Linked DNA regions of Homo sapiens: region 2 is linked to region 1. A link is a loop called in an ENCODE intact Hi-C map of the cell type or tissue named here. Cell type or tissue: PC-9. All regions are shown on one strand. Links, peaks and the distances in the headings refer to the core of each region. The heading gives the core; the rest is flanking DNA. Region 1 overlaps IGF2BP2 (insulin like growth factor 2 mRNA binding protein 2). Region 2 overlaps IGF2BP2 (insulin like growth factor 2 mRNA binding protein 2).

Region 1 (7,715 bases), core at 2,948-5,447:
TTATGGGTGTGTGTGCCCATGTATTAACTCATGGACACAAGCATGTTTCCTAGGAAGCTATGTTTTGCCAGAATTTGGACCATAGCCCCCAGTCATCTTGACCTTTAAAGTTAGATACTGTGAACATTTATGGCAAAATGTTGATGGTGATTGAAACTGGGTGAAGGGTGCTGTAGATCTGTTGTATGTCTCTACTTTTGTGCAGAGAATTCTGTGGAAATGCTCACAATACACTTTGAAAATAGAAGAAAGATCCCTTTAAAGTTTGAGTTATTCCTAAAGATTTTCAGCTTGGTACATGCTGCCATGCCTTTCCTAGATTTCCTGTGGTAGATGATTTGGAAGTGTTTTATTTTAATCAGTAGTGTATTTTGACTCATGAGTTTTAATTTTAGCATATCAAAGTATTTTTAGAAGTTTAAAAATAACTGCAAAAAAAAAAAAAGCTTTGTTCCATATCTGCCTACCTTAGCAGCTCAGTCAAATCACCCTCAGCCTTCCTTTTTCAAGAGAGGATGCCATAGAGCGGCATACACCATGATCACTGCATGGTAGTGTGTTAGCTCTGGAGGCACTTTAGAGAAGGAACCTCTAAGGCCAGAGTGCCCATGTTGACTTATTGGTGATCACCTGAACACTGTTATGTAAGGTTTTGAGGTCTCATCTGGGTTCAACAGAAAAGATTTCTGTGATTAACTAGCAATGTTGGTCAGAGTGTGCTGGATTGGAGAATTGTAGCACAAATAGCATGTATTGGTTGACTCTGGTTCAGTGAAAGTAGTTATTTTATAGTTGAGAAAACAAGACACCAAAAATGTAAATGACCTGTCTTGGGTTCATGGTTAGCAGAAGAGCTAGTCCTGTAGAACCAGGTGTCCAGATTCCGAGTCTAGTTCCCTTCCTGCTGTGCCATCCTGATAATGAGACTGTGACTAGCTGTAGAGTACTTGCATGTTGAAGCAACTTGGTAGAGGGGAAGGCATTATTCGCCTTTTAACTAGGTGATCTTGGGCAAATCAGTTAATCCTGAGAGGGAATATACAGCAGGTCCCAAATAATGTCATTCAGTTTTATGTTGCTTTATTATAATGTTGATGAGAAAAAAGTTGACTCCTGGCTAGGCCGCTGTGTAGAATTTGCACATTCTCCCTGTCTGTGTGGCTTTTCTCTGAGTACTCCAGTTTCCTCCCATATTCTAAAGTTGCACACATTAGGTTAATTGGCGTGTCTAAGTTGTCCCTGTCTGAGTGAGTGTGGGGGTGTGTGTGAGTGCCGTGAGATGGAATGGTGTCCTGTCCAGGGTTGCTTCTGGCCTTGTGCCCTGAGCTGCCAAGACGTGCTCCAGCTACTCTCAACTTTGTATTGGAATAAGCAGGTTGGAAAATGAATGAATGAATGAATATAAATTACTGTAAAATGAAAGTAGATGGTAGTACAAATGCATGACAGTAAGTGATACAGCACAACAATGCTCAGCGAGCCTCCACATTTGTGATTTTTTTTTTTTTGACGGAGTCTCACTCTTGCAATCTCGGCTCACTGCAACCTCCACCTCCTGGGTTCAAGAGATTCTCCTGCCTCAGCCTCCCAAGTAGCTGGGATTACAGATGTGCATCACTGTGCCGGGCTAATTTTTTTGTATATTTAGTAGAAACAGGATTTCACCATGTTGACCGGGTTGGTCTCGACCTCCTGACCTCAGGAGATCTGCCTGCCTTGGCCTCCCAAAGTGCTGGGATTACAGGTGTGAGCCACTGTGCCCAGCCCTTGTGATGGTTTTTGAACTGTGTGGTGATAGGAGATGCTCCTTACAATTTTAGCTTTGCAAACATTTATTCCTTGATTTAACCCACCACCATTATGACTGACATCACTCACTGATTCACTGAAAATTGGGTAAATAATGATCTTACTTGTTTTTATGAATATTTCTTAGATGTGTGCATAGCTCATTTATTTAAATGTTTAAAATTGAAAGTGTTTTGGGGTTTTTCTTTTAGAAGTTTGGTGATTTTGTTATTGTTGTTGTTTTTTTGAGACAGGGTCTTGCTCTGTCACCCAGGCTAGAGGCTAGTGGTGCGATCTTGGCTCACTGCAGCTTCGACTTCCTGGGCCCAAGCCATCCTCCTGAATAGCTGGGACTACAGGCATGAGCCACCATGCTTAGCTAATTTTTTTTGTTTTGTTTTGGTTTTGGTTTTGGCTAATCTTTTATTTTTTTAGAGACAAGGTTTTGCCATGTTGCCCAGGCTGGTGGTTTTGTGACCAGAAATATACCTTAAAAACTTAACTCTTCTTTATATTAACTAGCCTATGGTAAAATTGGTTTTGTTACACATCATTTTGCTTAAAGTTGCAGTTTCCAAGAAGCTATTGACAACATTAAGTGAGGACTTCCTGTAGTTTCTTCTTTTGGAGGCAACTATCTCTCTTTTCACTTTGGCCACTAGGAAGCTCAGAGCCAAACTCATAGCTCTAATGTAGCAACTCTTTAGTACCCTTTTGAACTGAATAATTGTATTTTAACCCTACTTTCTTTCTGAGTCTGCTTCTGTCTTGACCTCCTAATCTAATTTCCTATTTTCTTACCCTGATGTATTCATTTCATTTATATTGCACTGTTTTATTGTATGTCTTTACCATAAGCTGCCTCAAATATTTGTGAAACAGATGGTATATAAATAAAGAACATTGGAATGTTTGAGAAAGTTGTTGTTGACAAGACCGATGAAGATGAAAATAGTGTAGTTCTGAGAAAATGTTGGTTGCTGTGGCATCTGCTCTTTTTTTCTCCCTTGCACTCTTATCTCCTGGGGTGGTCCATCTTCGTTACCTTCAACTCCCATGACACCCCTGCTGTGGCTTTGGCTGCATTCTGGAGTCTTCTCTATCTCCGCCCTCACCCTGGATTCACAAATGCAGATCTGTATTTCTGACTTCCTTCCTATTGGATAGCTCCATCTGAATGTCCCTAAGTCCCTCAACTCAACACGTTCAAAACGAGGCTCAGCATCCTTTCCCCCAGATCCTCTCTGCCTGGATCTCAGTTGCACCACCATCAACTTCATTTCTCCAGTCAGTAACCCGGTCCTCACTTTTTACTTTTTCCATTTTCTGATCCTTCACATCCAATCCACAACTAAGACCTGTCACTTTAAATTATAAACATGTTGTGGATCTGTTCTCTCTACTCCATACTACCTATAAGGCTCTTTGGAGTTTTTAATCTATCCTTGCCTACCTTGGGGTTTTTATTTTATTTTTATTTATTATTTTTTTAGAGGCAGAGTCTCACTTCTTTCACACAGGCTGGAGTACAGTGGCATGATCGTAGCTTACTACAGCCTTGAATTCCTGGGCTCAAGTGATCTTCCCACCTCAGCTGCCCAGGTAGCTGGGACTACAGGTGTGCACTACCACACCCAGCTAATTTGTTAAGTTTTTTATAAAGACGTGACCTCACTGTGTTGTCCAGGTTCGTCTCAAACTCCTGGGCTCAAGTGATTATCCCGCCTTGGCCACCCAAAGTGCTGGGATTGCAGGCTTGAGCCACCTTGCCATTTGCCTATTGCTAGGCTGTTTCCAATTCCAAACATGCTGCAATAAACATTTTTGTAATATCCTATTATTCACGCTTATATATAAGTATTTCTCTAGGGTAGGGATTGAGAAGTGGAATTGCTAGTTCTTAAATTATACCTTTACATTTTATTAGTGCTTGGACTGGCGTTTTTATTATTGCAGTAATCTTCACTCAGCCATCTTCTTTTATTTCCCTAACCCAGCCCATCCTTTGTCCTACAGTCAGTGATCTCCATTTCTCTTCAAGCTAAAGTTCAAATATCTTAGACCTTTCATACATTGCTTTTGCTAAGCTTATTAGTCTTATGTTTTGCCATTCCCCAACCTTGCTCAGAATGATGTTCCCTCTCCTATTCTGTTGGTGCACTCCAGTTCACCTTTCTCCTTGCTCTGGATCATTCTCCTTCCTTGGAACTCTCAGGCTGCTTCTTTGGCTTGTCAAGATCCTATGTACATCTCTGTTCTAGCTCTTACCATTGTGTGATGTGTTGTTTAAATGATCATCTTCCACTTGATTGGATGCTGTTTGGAGGGTCCAGATTGCGGCTTCTGAGTCTCTGTCTCCAGAGTTTAGCCACATATAAGATATCATAAGTGTTCATTGAAATGTTTGCTGAATGAAGGCACTGCAATTCTTGGAACAACTCCTTTACAAAACAACACCAGTAATATGGGTATTAATCACACATCAACAGTTATTACTGCCATCATTTACTGAGCTCTCACAAGGCAGGTATTGTTGTAAATGCTTTGCATGTTTTTCTCATATAACTTCTGAACAGTCCTATGAGGTCAGTGCTGTTATTATTCTTTTACAAATAAAGAAACTGAGACCATAGAGCTTAAGTAACTTGCTAGAGTTCATCCAGACAAGTGTTGGAGCCAAAATCTGAACCCAGCTCCCTCTTTTTTTTTTTTTCTTTTTAGACGGAGTCTGACTCTGTTGCCCAGGCTGGAGTGCAGTGGCACAATCTGGGCTCACTGCAAGCCCCGCCTCCCAGGTTCAAGAGATTCTCCTGCCTCAGCCTCCCAAGTAGCTGGGACTACAGGAGCCCACCAGCATCCCCGGCTAATTTTTGTATTTTTAGTAGAGACGGGGTTTCATCATATTGGCCAGGCTGGTCTGATACTCCTGACCTTGTGATCTGCCGTGACCTTGTGATCTGCCCACCTTGGTCTCCCAAAGTGCTGGGATTACAGGTGTGAGCCACCACGCCCGTCCCCAGCCGCCTCTTAACTGTCACATATACTGTCTGTGAGACTTATTTATCAATGGGAAAGCAGGAGTTGGCCCCACTGGTGTTTCTTGAAGTTGTTTTTACTTTCTTTTCTTTTCTTTTTTTTTTTTTGAGACAGAGTCTCGCTCTGTTGCCCAGGCTGGAGTGCAGTGGCGCGATCTCAGCTCACTGCAAGCTCTGCCTCCAGGGTTCACTCCATTCTCCTGCCTCAGCCTCCTGAGTAGCTGGGACTATAGGTGCCTGCCACCATGCCTGGCTAATTTTTTGTATTTTTAGTAGAGACAGGGTTTCAATGTGTTAGTCAAGATGGTCTCTATCTCCTGACCTCGTGATCCGCCCACCTCGGCCTCCCAAAGTGCAGGCCTTACAGGCGGGAACCACCATGCCCGGCCTGTTTTTACTTTCTTAGTCCGTGATTTAGCAGTAGTAGAGGAAAACAAGCAGACATCTGAAACCTGGTGAAAGTCATTGAAACCATGCAAGCCCTGTGTAACCGTCTCCCTCCTGCTTGCTTGTGCTCTAGACTGTCCATACCCGCCTCAATTGTATGAACTGGAGTAAGGATGAGGCCATAATTATTTGCCCTTCCAGAAAGGCACACATTCTGGCACTCCTCCAGAAAATTGTGTTCAGCACTGTGTTAAGGAGAGGTAGAGAACAGCAGGCAGCTCTCACTCCAGCCAGAGATCAAAAGAGATTTGTTTCTCCTCTCAGTCAGTGAAGTCAGGACTTCCAGGAAGGGAGGGCCAGAAGTGAGAAGATCTCCGCGAAGGAGCTGAGAAAGTATTTGTCTTTGTTAGATCACTTGCATGAGTGTGCTCAGCACGTTAAAAATGTGGCACAAGGGCTTTTAGAGCACTTGTTTTTAAACGAGTATTCAGACTGCAAGTAAAATTGAGCTAATGAAAAGAAAATTGTGAGAATTTAAGCCTAAGAAGTTACACTGAGAAATTTCAGCAAGAAAAAGAAAGTGGCATGAGAAGATGAGTTGATCAAAGGAATTGTAAAGTACTGTAGGGATAAGGCCAGTTGCTCATTTTTCTATGAGCAACTGATCATGTTTCTTTTGACCTTATAAATAAACCCCTCCTTGGCCTTCCTAACTTAGTTTTTATGTAGGAAATTTAAACTTACCTAAAGTCTATTTTGTTCTGTTTTTAACTAAGTAGTTTTAAGCATAAACACTGAATTTTAAAACCATATATCTGGGGAAAATTTCCTACTTCTAAAAATTATCTATTCATGTATATTTCCATTTGAATGTGTAATCTGCACTCAAACTTTGTATGGGAACAATTTATATTTATTTAGTACTTCCGCCTGTTAAATTATTTGAAGGTCTAATAGATCATTCTGTCTTAGCCAAAAGCTCAAGTTCTATAGTCTATAGTGTTATAATAGTGATTATTCCTCCTTAACAATATAGACAAGTAGGAATTATCTGTTTTACTAATCAACACACAGAGCAGGTAAATGGCTCAGTAATAGGAGTTAGAATAGCACCTAGGAGGTATAAAAATGTGGCCAGCTATCTTTTTGGTTTGTCTGCTTACCTGGTCCTTAGTGAAGAGATTTGGAATGGTATTGTGCTATTTAGCCTCCTGGGTAGCAGTCACGTGCTTTGCTGCTCTTGGGAACCTAATTGGTACCCTGATGGGGTTAGTTATCAGGCCTCCTGGAGCACCTCTATATTCCCTTGCAGACACCATTTAAATCCTGGAGCTTGGGAAGCAGGGATGAAGTCTTCTGCCCATTCATTAATAGATGGCCCAGGCTATGACATTATTGAGAGCAGACATTTAGAAGGGCGAAAGAGAAGGAAAGGGCCGGGCACGGTGGCTCACGCCTGTAATCCCAGCACTTTGGGAGGCTGAGGTGGGTGGATCACCTGAGGTCAGGAGTTTAAGACTAGCCTGGCTAACATGGTGAAACCCCGTCTGTACTAAAAATACAAAAATTAGCTGGGCATGGTGGCGCATGCCTGTAGTCCCAGCTACTTGGGAGGCTGAGACAGGAGAATCGCTTGAATCTGGGAGGCAGAGTTTGCAGTGAGCTGAGGTTGCACCACTGCACTCCAGCCTGGGCGACACAGCGAGACTTTGTCTCAAAAAAAAAAAAAAAAAAAAAAGAGAGAGAAGGGAAGAAAAGGAGTTGTATAGGGATTATCCCATTGTAATGATTGATGATGATATAGTGATATAATACACTATGTACAGCCGTTGTAGTACTGAATTGCTAACTTGTGAAGGAGAGATGAGAATCTTTCAGATACAGAAGCATGAGGAGTAGATATTTGGGAAAAGATAAATTTGAAAATATTTAGATATCGTGTGGAAGGTTGGTAAAGACCAAGCTCTACAGAGCCTAGCGTTTTCTCTTCAGCAAATAGAACAGCCCACTGAATAAAACTTACAGTAGGGAAAACTCTTTAAGGAAGGCTCACAGTATTCATTATTCAGCAAACATTTTTGAGTATCTAAACATTTTTGTAGTATCGGCCAGGCATTATTCTAGGCACTTGAGCTAGAACAGTGAACAAAACAGACAGAAATCCTTGCCCTTGTAGAGCAAACAATTTAGTGTGGACAAGCAGAAAAGAAACCAAATAAATACATAAAATGTATTATCTAGAGCCTTTTGGTTCTGAGTAATAGAAACAGAATCAAGCTAGCTTAAGCAAAAGGAGTTGCTGTGAAGGAGTTTCTGACTGGCTCTGTTTGGGGCAGAGATGCCTACTTCTGACCTAACCAGATATGGCCACAGTGACAGGGTTCCAGGATATAAACACCGCCTCCAGAAGCCCACCTCTGTGACAAAGAGGCCGTGTGAGCTGCATAGCCTCAAAAATGGGTCTGTTATAGACCCCAGACCTTTCCAGTTCCATTGTTTTCTTTC
Region 2 (7,715 bases), core at 3,015-5,514, 85 kb after region 1:
GCATCAAACTCCCGGCCTCAAGTGATCCACCCACCTTGGCCTCCCAGAGTGCTGGGATCACAGGTGTGAGCCACCGTGCCCGGCAGAAAAGAAGACATTCTAATGATTGGGTGTTGTAGGCAAGATGGTCTTGCAGACATGAACCTGTAAAAGTTACTAGTTAAGATTATATTATAAACTGAGGACAATGCTACGCAAGAAAAATATATTCCAGGTCCCTGGGGCAGTTTATAGGTCCTAGGGCAGCTGTGTGCTGGAGACCCCCCAGTTTCCAGCTGCCTAACAACAACAGGATAGAACTGTTGGGCTATTGTTTTGTCCTGTTACATGAGTGATTCCTGATTCAGCAGGAAAATATTTTCAGTAGAGTTTTAGGCAACTTTATAGAACTTTCATGCCCAGTGAAATAAATTATTTGAATGGAGCTTAGCTCGTCACAGAATCAAAGAACTGCCTGATTTCCTGAAGACTAACATCTTTGAAGAACAGAGCATATGACTAAGAAGTGAGCACAGAATCTGAGAATCCTAATGGATAGCTTTATTCAGGAGGTTCAAACCCAGCCCTTTCTGGGAGTCTACAGCCTTATCTGTAGCACTAGAAAGCAGCAAATATGAAACCTTTTTAGCATTCTCTGTGTCAGCACTGAGAGAGGACAGTAATGTGCTACACCTCCCCTGTTTTGCACTGTGAGGACTTCTGTGGGTTAAGTGTGAATTAAAGCGTGCTATGAACACTCCAGGCCAAGGCCAGAGCTGGGCTCGGGTTTATTACATGTAATTCTCAGTGGCAGCTCTTTCTGAGCATTACATACAACTCCCTGCAACCCATAAAGGCTGCAGCTGCTTTAAAGTTATTTAACAAACAGTATTTTTAACAGTAGTCCTTAAGCTTTTCGGGGTCTCAGGTCCCTTTGCAAATCTTGTAAAATAACAAGAAAAATTCACATTTCTACAAGTTTGAATCATTTTGGAGGGGTTTATAGAATTCTTGAAGCTCAAGCATGGGTCCAGTGTAAAGAATCGTATATTATAGAGTTTTATTATTACTTTGGACAGCAGGTTTATCATAATTTTCTTGAATTATCTTTAACTTAATGTTGTTGTTAACTCCAAACTCCCAACAGCTTAAATCTTTTAAAGGGAAGAATTGATCTAGTCACCTTTGTTTTGGGAAACATATATTTTTGGTGTTTAAGTTTACTGGCTTGGATTGAGAAAGTTTTCTCTGGCATTTGAATTTATTTTTAATTTCTAACTATAGAAGAAGAGGCAAGAAATTATGATCTAAGACAAGACAACTCACAAGAGTAATCCCTTATTAGCCAATCATAGAGTTTATACTTTCTCTTTTAGCCAAGTAATTAGAATTGTCAGTTTTATTTATTAGATTTAACCCACACAGTCAAAGAGTTCAGTCAAAGGGAAACAAAAATAGTGATGGTTCAACCTTGTCAGTGAATGAATAATTTAAATTAAAATATTTTCTTATTGTTTTATATGTATATCCAATTATTTAAGAATTAATGCAAATTATAATTAAAACTCATACCTTGATAGTGATGTAATAAATTGATACAAACTTCTAGGAGACCAGTCTGAAAATATGCATTAAAAAGCATCATGTTCTTTTACTGCATTACTTTTCTTCTGTGATTTTAGCCTAAAGAAGTAATTCAGAAGAACACACAATCCAGTGATGTTTGCAACAAAGGTGATTTTTAGCAACACTATTTAGACTAGCAAATAGTGGGAACAGCCTACTTACCAACAATTGGGGAATGGTTAGGCAAGTCATGGTACATTTGACTCACTGCAATTTTATATAGACATTAAAAATGAAAAATACAAAGAAAATGTACTGATACAAAATACTCATATAAAAGTGTTTATAAAATATGTGGAAAATATAGTTCTGAGTTGTTCATACGATTGATTACAAACGTGTTATATACAATTGATTACAAATTACTGTGAACTCAGATGAATAAACGTAGAGATGCAGATAACTGTGGAGCCAGTGTGATGAGGGTTTTATGCATTTTTCTCTAAAGTTTGTCTGTTTACATTAAGCCAGAGGGTGACAGCACTTTTTCCTATGACAGTGTAGTTTTTGCCTTTTCCCTAGTCAACACAGACACAGAAACCGCCGTTGTCAACGTCACATATGCAACAAGAGAAGAAGCAAAAATGTAAGCAGATTTGGGCTTATTTCTGTTTAAATTTATTTGTTTTTATATTTGAATTCCATTGAGTTCTGTGTTTTTAAATGTTTTCTAAAAAGATGCAGATCTTTGAGCTGGATATGTGCCACCTTTGACATACCCATGGAGCTCCACGGCATCTGAGCCACCTTTGACATATTGGTAGAGCTCCAGGGTGTTCCTGCCATCTTTGACATGTCAGTGGAGCTCCAGGACATTCACACCGGGATATTTGTGGATTGTGTAGAGACTTGAAAAATGTTGAGCCTTGGCATCAAAACCAAGATGGGAGCTGTGTCTTGACATGATCGGGAATAGAGGGCACCATACCTGTGACACTGTGTCTCCTAGACTCTGCTTTGCCAAACACTTGGGACCACTTTTACCTAGAGCTTCCTCCATGCACTGTGAAGAGGCAGCACAAGCCTATACCAAAACATCAATTTTGTGTGTGTAACATTAGGAGGGAATCCACCTCAGTGAGAGCAGCAGCCGAGAGAATTGTCTGAGAGTGGTTACTCAATAGCACCTGGTTTGGGTTCTTTTCTCCAATCCCCATCCTCTTTCCAGTGCCCATTCATTACTTCAGGGATGGTTAATTTTGAGCTTAGCTGTTAATGGACATGAGATCAAGTCTCTTAAAAAACAATGAGGCCAGGCATGGTGGCTCATGCCTGTAATCCCAGCATTTTGGGCAAGGCCGGAGGATTGCTTGAGCCCAGGAGTTTGAGACCAACCTGGACAACATAGGGAGACCCAGTCTCTACAAAAAAACAATTTAAAAATTAGCTGGGAATGGTGGCTTGCACCTGTAGTTCCAGCTACTTGGGAGGCTGAGGCAGGAGGATCACTTGAGCCCAGGATGGTAAGGCTGCAGTAAGCTGTGATTGCACCACTACCATCCAGCCTGGGCAACAGAGCAAGACCCTGCCTCTCAAAACAACAACAGCCGGATGTGGTGGCACATGCTTATAATCCCAGCTACTTGGGAGGGTGAGGATTACTTGAAGCCAGGAGTTTGAGACCAGCCTGGGCAAAATAATGAGACCCCCATCTTTAAAAGAACAACAAAAACAAGTTCCTTTTTTGTAGGAGGTCCTTAAAGTGCCTGTCAGGTCATTATAACTAGAATTATGGTCACATTTGGTCTTGCTTTATGGGTGTGGCATAACCTTGGCTATATATCCCAGGATTATAGTGTTCTTTTTCAACATACAAAGATATTTAACCCATTTTCATACTGCTAGTTTTCAAAATGTTAATTTTGCATTGAAAAAGATAATGGTTCAGGCCAGGCGTGGTGGCTCATGCCTGTAATCCCAGCCCTTTGGGAGGCCGAGGTGGGCAGATCACCTGAGGCTGGGAGATCGAGACCAGCCTGACCAACATGGAGAAACCCCATCTCTACTAAAAATACAAAATTAGCCAGGCGTGGTGGCGCATGCCTGTAATCCCAGCTACTCGGGAGGCTGAGGCAAGAGAATCACTTGAACTTGGGAGGCAGAGGTTGCAGTGAGCTGAGATCGCGCCATTGCACTCCAGCCTGGTCAATAAGGGCGAAACTCTGTCTCGAAAAAAATAAAAAAAAAGAAAAAGGTAATAGTTCATTTAGTGTTAACTTTACCTTGTACACATTTGTAAGTGGAGATACACCAACAACTCAACTCCACAGCCCTTATCTAGCTGCTGCTTGGGTGGACCTCTCTACATGATATTACTCTATTGCTTTTATTAAATTCAAAAGGTGCTGCTTTGTAATAAATTTACAAGTCCTAGACATTAACCTAGTAAAATTGGGTTAATGCTACTAAAAATATGTGAAAAGGATAGTGTATTTCGTGTGTCATTTTAAGAATATAATAGTGGTATATCATTTATCCCCTATCAAATTGATAAATATCTTTAAATAACAGCGCTCTGTGCATTTGAAGATTCAAGGACACAAATGCTCTCTCCTAAACTGCTATGGGATCATAAATGTTGAAACCATTCCAGGGGCCCACTGGGCAATAGTTAACAATTCTACTAGGAATTTGTCCTGTGTGCAAAGTTGTAGTTGCAAAGATGCCAATGGTGACAGTGTGTGTAACTGTAAAAGGTTGGATACAACAGATATCTAACTATAAAGGATCAGTTGCAAAAACTATGGTAAATCAATAGAATGTTAAACAGTCATTAAAAATTATACTGATACTGCAGTTGAGTCATGTGTAAATTATACTGAAAGGTACTTAGTGACATTGAAAAATGTTTTAGAATATTAACTGTTTTTTTAAAGGTTAGAACATAGTATGTACAATATTAACCCATTTTTATAAGCAATAATATGTTTATATTTAAGAAAGACAGTAAAGATAGTGGATTAGGATTTTATTTGCACTTACATATTTCTGAATTTTCAATAATATGTATGATGATTAAAATGAGAAAAAAATGAGTCATAATTTTATACTGATATTTATAAGAGTTTTTGATAAGGGGGAAATGGCCTTGAGTGGTGGAGAAACCAGGCTGTAATGTTGGATATGAAGCCTGACCAGGCTGATGCGTTGTGATTACTTGTTTAACTGTTAACCGTAAGCCCTGAGGGAGCAGAGATGGTGTCTGTCTTGCTCACCACTGTATGTTCAGTGCCTGGCATGGCACCATATAGGCACCTATTAAATGGGAGTGAATGAACCAGTCTTGCGGGAGGGTCTTTCTTTTTTTTTTTTTTTTTGAGACGGAGTCTCGCTCTGTCGCCCAGGCTGGAGTGCAGTGGCAGGATCTCGGCTCACTGCAAGCTCCGCCTCCCGGGTTCACGCCATTCTCCTGCCTCAGCCTCCCAAGTAGCTGGGACTACAGGCGCCCGCCACTACGCCCGGCTAATTTTTTGTATTTTTAGTAGAGACGGGGTTTCACCGTTTTAGCCGGGATGGTCTCGATCTCCTGACCTCGTGATCCACCCGCCTCGGCCTCCCAAAGTGCTGGGATTACAGGCGTGAGCCACCGCGCCCGGCCGGGAGGGTCTTTCTTGATGTTGGTTTCTGACGAAGCTCCCCTGTCCTGCTGCATTTCAGAGCCATGGAGAAGCTAAGCGGGCATCAGTTTGAGAACTACTCCTTCAAGATTTCCTACATCCCGGATGAAGAGGTGAGCTCCCCTTCGCCCCCTCAGCGAGCCCAGCGTGGGGACCACTCTTCCCGGGAGCAAGGCCACGCCCCTGGGGGCACTTCTCAGGCCAGACAGATTGATTTCCCGCTGCGGATCCTGGTCCCCACCCAGTTTGTTGGTGCCATCATCGGAAAGGAGGGCTTGACCATAAAGAACATCACTAAGCAGACCCAGTCCCGGTACGTGCCTGTGGGGCTTCCTTTGCTTCCTTCTGAGGGGTCCCCTGCGTGCTGGTGGGTCTCAGCCACTCTTAGGTCACAATTGCTTACATCAGCAGTGGGGGGCTGTGCTGTAAGAGACAGTGGCTTCTTTCAACAGGACTACTAACAGACTAACATCAAGCTGGGGGCTGTGACAAGCTTTCATGCTGAGAGGCTAAAAGTTCATAAAGAGGGTACTGATAACCTCACAGCCAGGACTGTTCCTGTAAGCGAACTAATGCTTATGGATGCATTGATTTCTACAAAAGCAGAGGTTTGGAGCTCTGCGGGATCCTAGAACCCACTCATCATAGCTCTTCCTCTTCCCCTGAGTCAGAGCCCTGGGGGTGGCCATTCTTGTGACAACATAGGTAGTCTCACAAAGAAGTGGGTGAGTCACTGCCACGTCAAGCAAGAAATAAAGCACACTGGCCTTCTGTTTAGTTTCCTCCCTGTTCAAGGAGACTGAACTGATTGTAAGAGTTGGTGAATAAAACGTCTTATGGAATTGTTGATTTTTGTATCTTCCTAAGACTGTAGCATGATGTAATAAAGCAAGCTCGGGACTTGAAAACAAAGACTTACGTTCAAGTTGTAGCACTTTAAATGGTTTTGTGATCTTGGAAAAGATGTTAACCTCTCTGAGCATCAGTTGCCTCTTCTATAAAAAGAGGGTTCTGGCTGGGCACCCTCTGTATTACAGAGACTCATCCCTGTAATCCCAGCACTTTGGGAGGCTGAAGCAGGGGGATCATCTGAGGTCAGGAGTTCGAGACCAGCCTGGCTAACATGGTGAAACCCTGTCTCTACTAAAAATACAAAAATCAGCCAGTTGTGGTGGCTCACGCCTGTAATCCCAGCTACTCTGGAGGCTGAGGCAGGAGAATCACTTGAACCCAGGAGGCGGAGGTTGCAGTGAGCCGAGATGGCGCCACTGCACTCCAGCCTGGGCAACAGAGTGAAACTCCATCTCTAAATAAATAAATAAATAGAGGGTTCCTGTCTGTTTTGCCAGGATTATTATGACAATTAGCACAATCAGGGAGATTGAGTGAAATAATTAATATGAAAGTACTTAAATTGCAAAGCACCCAATTACTGACACATAATAATTATTTACATGGGCTGGTACACTTTATTCAGGTCATTCAGTGGGTGTCTTGTAACCTGAAAGAGAAATGCTATTTTCTTCAGAATGTCTTATTTATCCCCAAATAATAGACACTGATATGGATGAGTCTGGAGTGCCACATCTTAGAAGTGAGGAAATAGAGAGGGAAGTTACTGTTTGGTATCCTTTTATTTTAAAATCAGCCCTGGCTTTTCCTCCAAGTTCACTGCGAAAGTGACTTTTATTTGTGTCTTTTTGTGCAAAAATTGTGTAAGGTGGCTTGAAAAAAAAATGTAACAAGTTTAAATAGAAGTGGGGTTAGCTCTCAAAGTGTGTGCCCATTTTTTAGACGTCAACCAAAGACTTGGCTCTAGGCTTTCTAACAACCAAAGTAAAAAGGATATAATCAGTTATGTAATTTTGAAAGTTAACAAAAACAGGTAGGACCACAACTACCCAAAGAAGTCTGATAAAGTCATCAAGCTTTTGAGCCATTAGTCTTAATGGCAGGCTGCCAATGGAAAGGAAACCAAAAACTTAGGCAGAGAGAGGGCATGCCTCTGTTTTCTATCCACACTCAAATATATAAAGCTTGCTTGAATTTGGTGTTCGGATTTGGATTAACATATGGCTTTTAAAAGCTGCAATCAGTTCAGAGACCGGCACTGTGCCAATGTGCAGTATTATCCTTCTCACTTTACTCTTCACTTCTGCAGTCATTTGAAAGACTACACAAAATACTTCATTTACCAAACTGGCTTCATTACTGAGTTGGCTTAGTGCCTTTGTCCTACAGCACTCCTGTAAGAACCGTTCCCTTCTAAATGAAGCTGCAAATAATTAAAATTTGGCACAAGACCCCCTGCACTGCTTGCCTCCTTCTTGGAGAATGGCACTGATTGCAAACGTGCTGATGACGCCTCCTTGTCTGTCTGTGTCCTTGCTGTACATGGGTTGGTGTGACGCTTTCTTGGGGCTAGGGTCCTATCCAGATGACCTTGTAATCATGGCTCCTGATTCTTTTCCTACAGGGTAGATATCCATAGAA

What was found. Peaks named below come from ENCODE experiments on the same cell type or tissue, not always from the same donor. Only the 100,000 strongest peaks of a DNase experiment are listed, where the experiment ranks them.
Region 2: a loop joins it to region 1, with 19 times the contacts of the local background. A loop is called at or near these places in 7 of 110 quality-filtered maps.

Annotation. Positions count from the first base shown.
Region 1 is chr3:185,771,811-185,779,525 of GRCh38, reverse strand. The region is part of intron 2 of IGF2BP2 (insulin like growth factor 2 mRNA binding protein 2); the gene reads left to right. Among named protein-coding and RNA genes, the nearest start is that of MIR548AQ, 7.8 kb to the right of the region's middle. RefSeq lists enhancers at 1-439, 5,022-5,874. In PC-9, for the core only: no CTCF peak of the experiment used is centred there; no DNase peak of the experiment used is centred there.
Region 2 is chr3:185,687,175-185,694,889 of GRCh38, reverse strand. It overlaps IGF2BP2 (insulin like growth factor 2 mRNA binding protein 2), which reads left to right. Exons shown (of 16, transcript NM_006548.6): 5 at 2,128-2,191; 6 at 5,263-5,535; 7 at 7,699-7,715. Among named protein-coding and RNA genes, the nearest start is that of IGF2BP2-AS1, 22 kb to the left of the region's middle. RefSeq lists a silencer at 5,389-5,566 and an enhancer at 5,222-6,421. In PC-9, for the core only: no CTCF peak of the experiment used is centred there; no DNase peak of the experiment used is centred there; H3K27ac peaks cover 1,603 bases.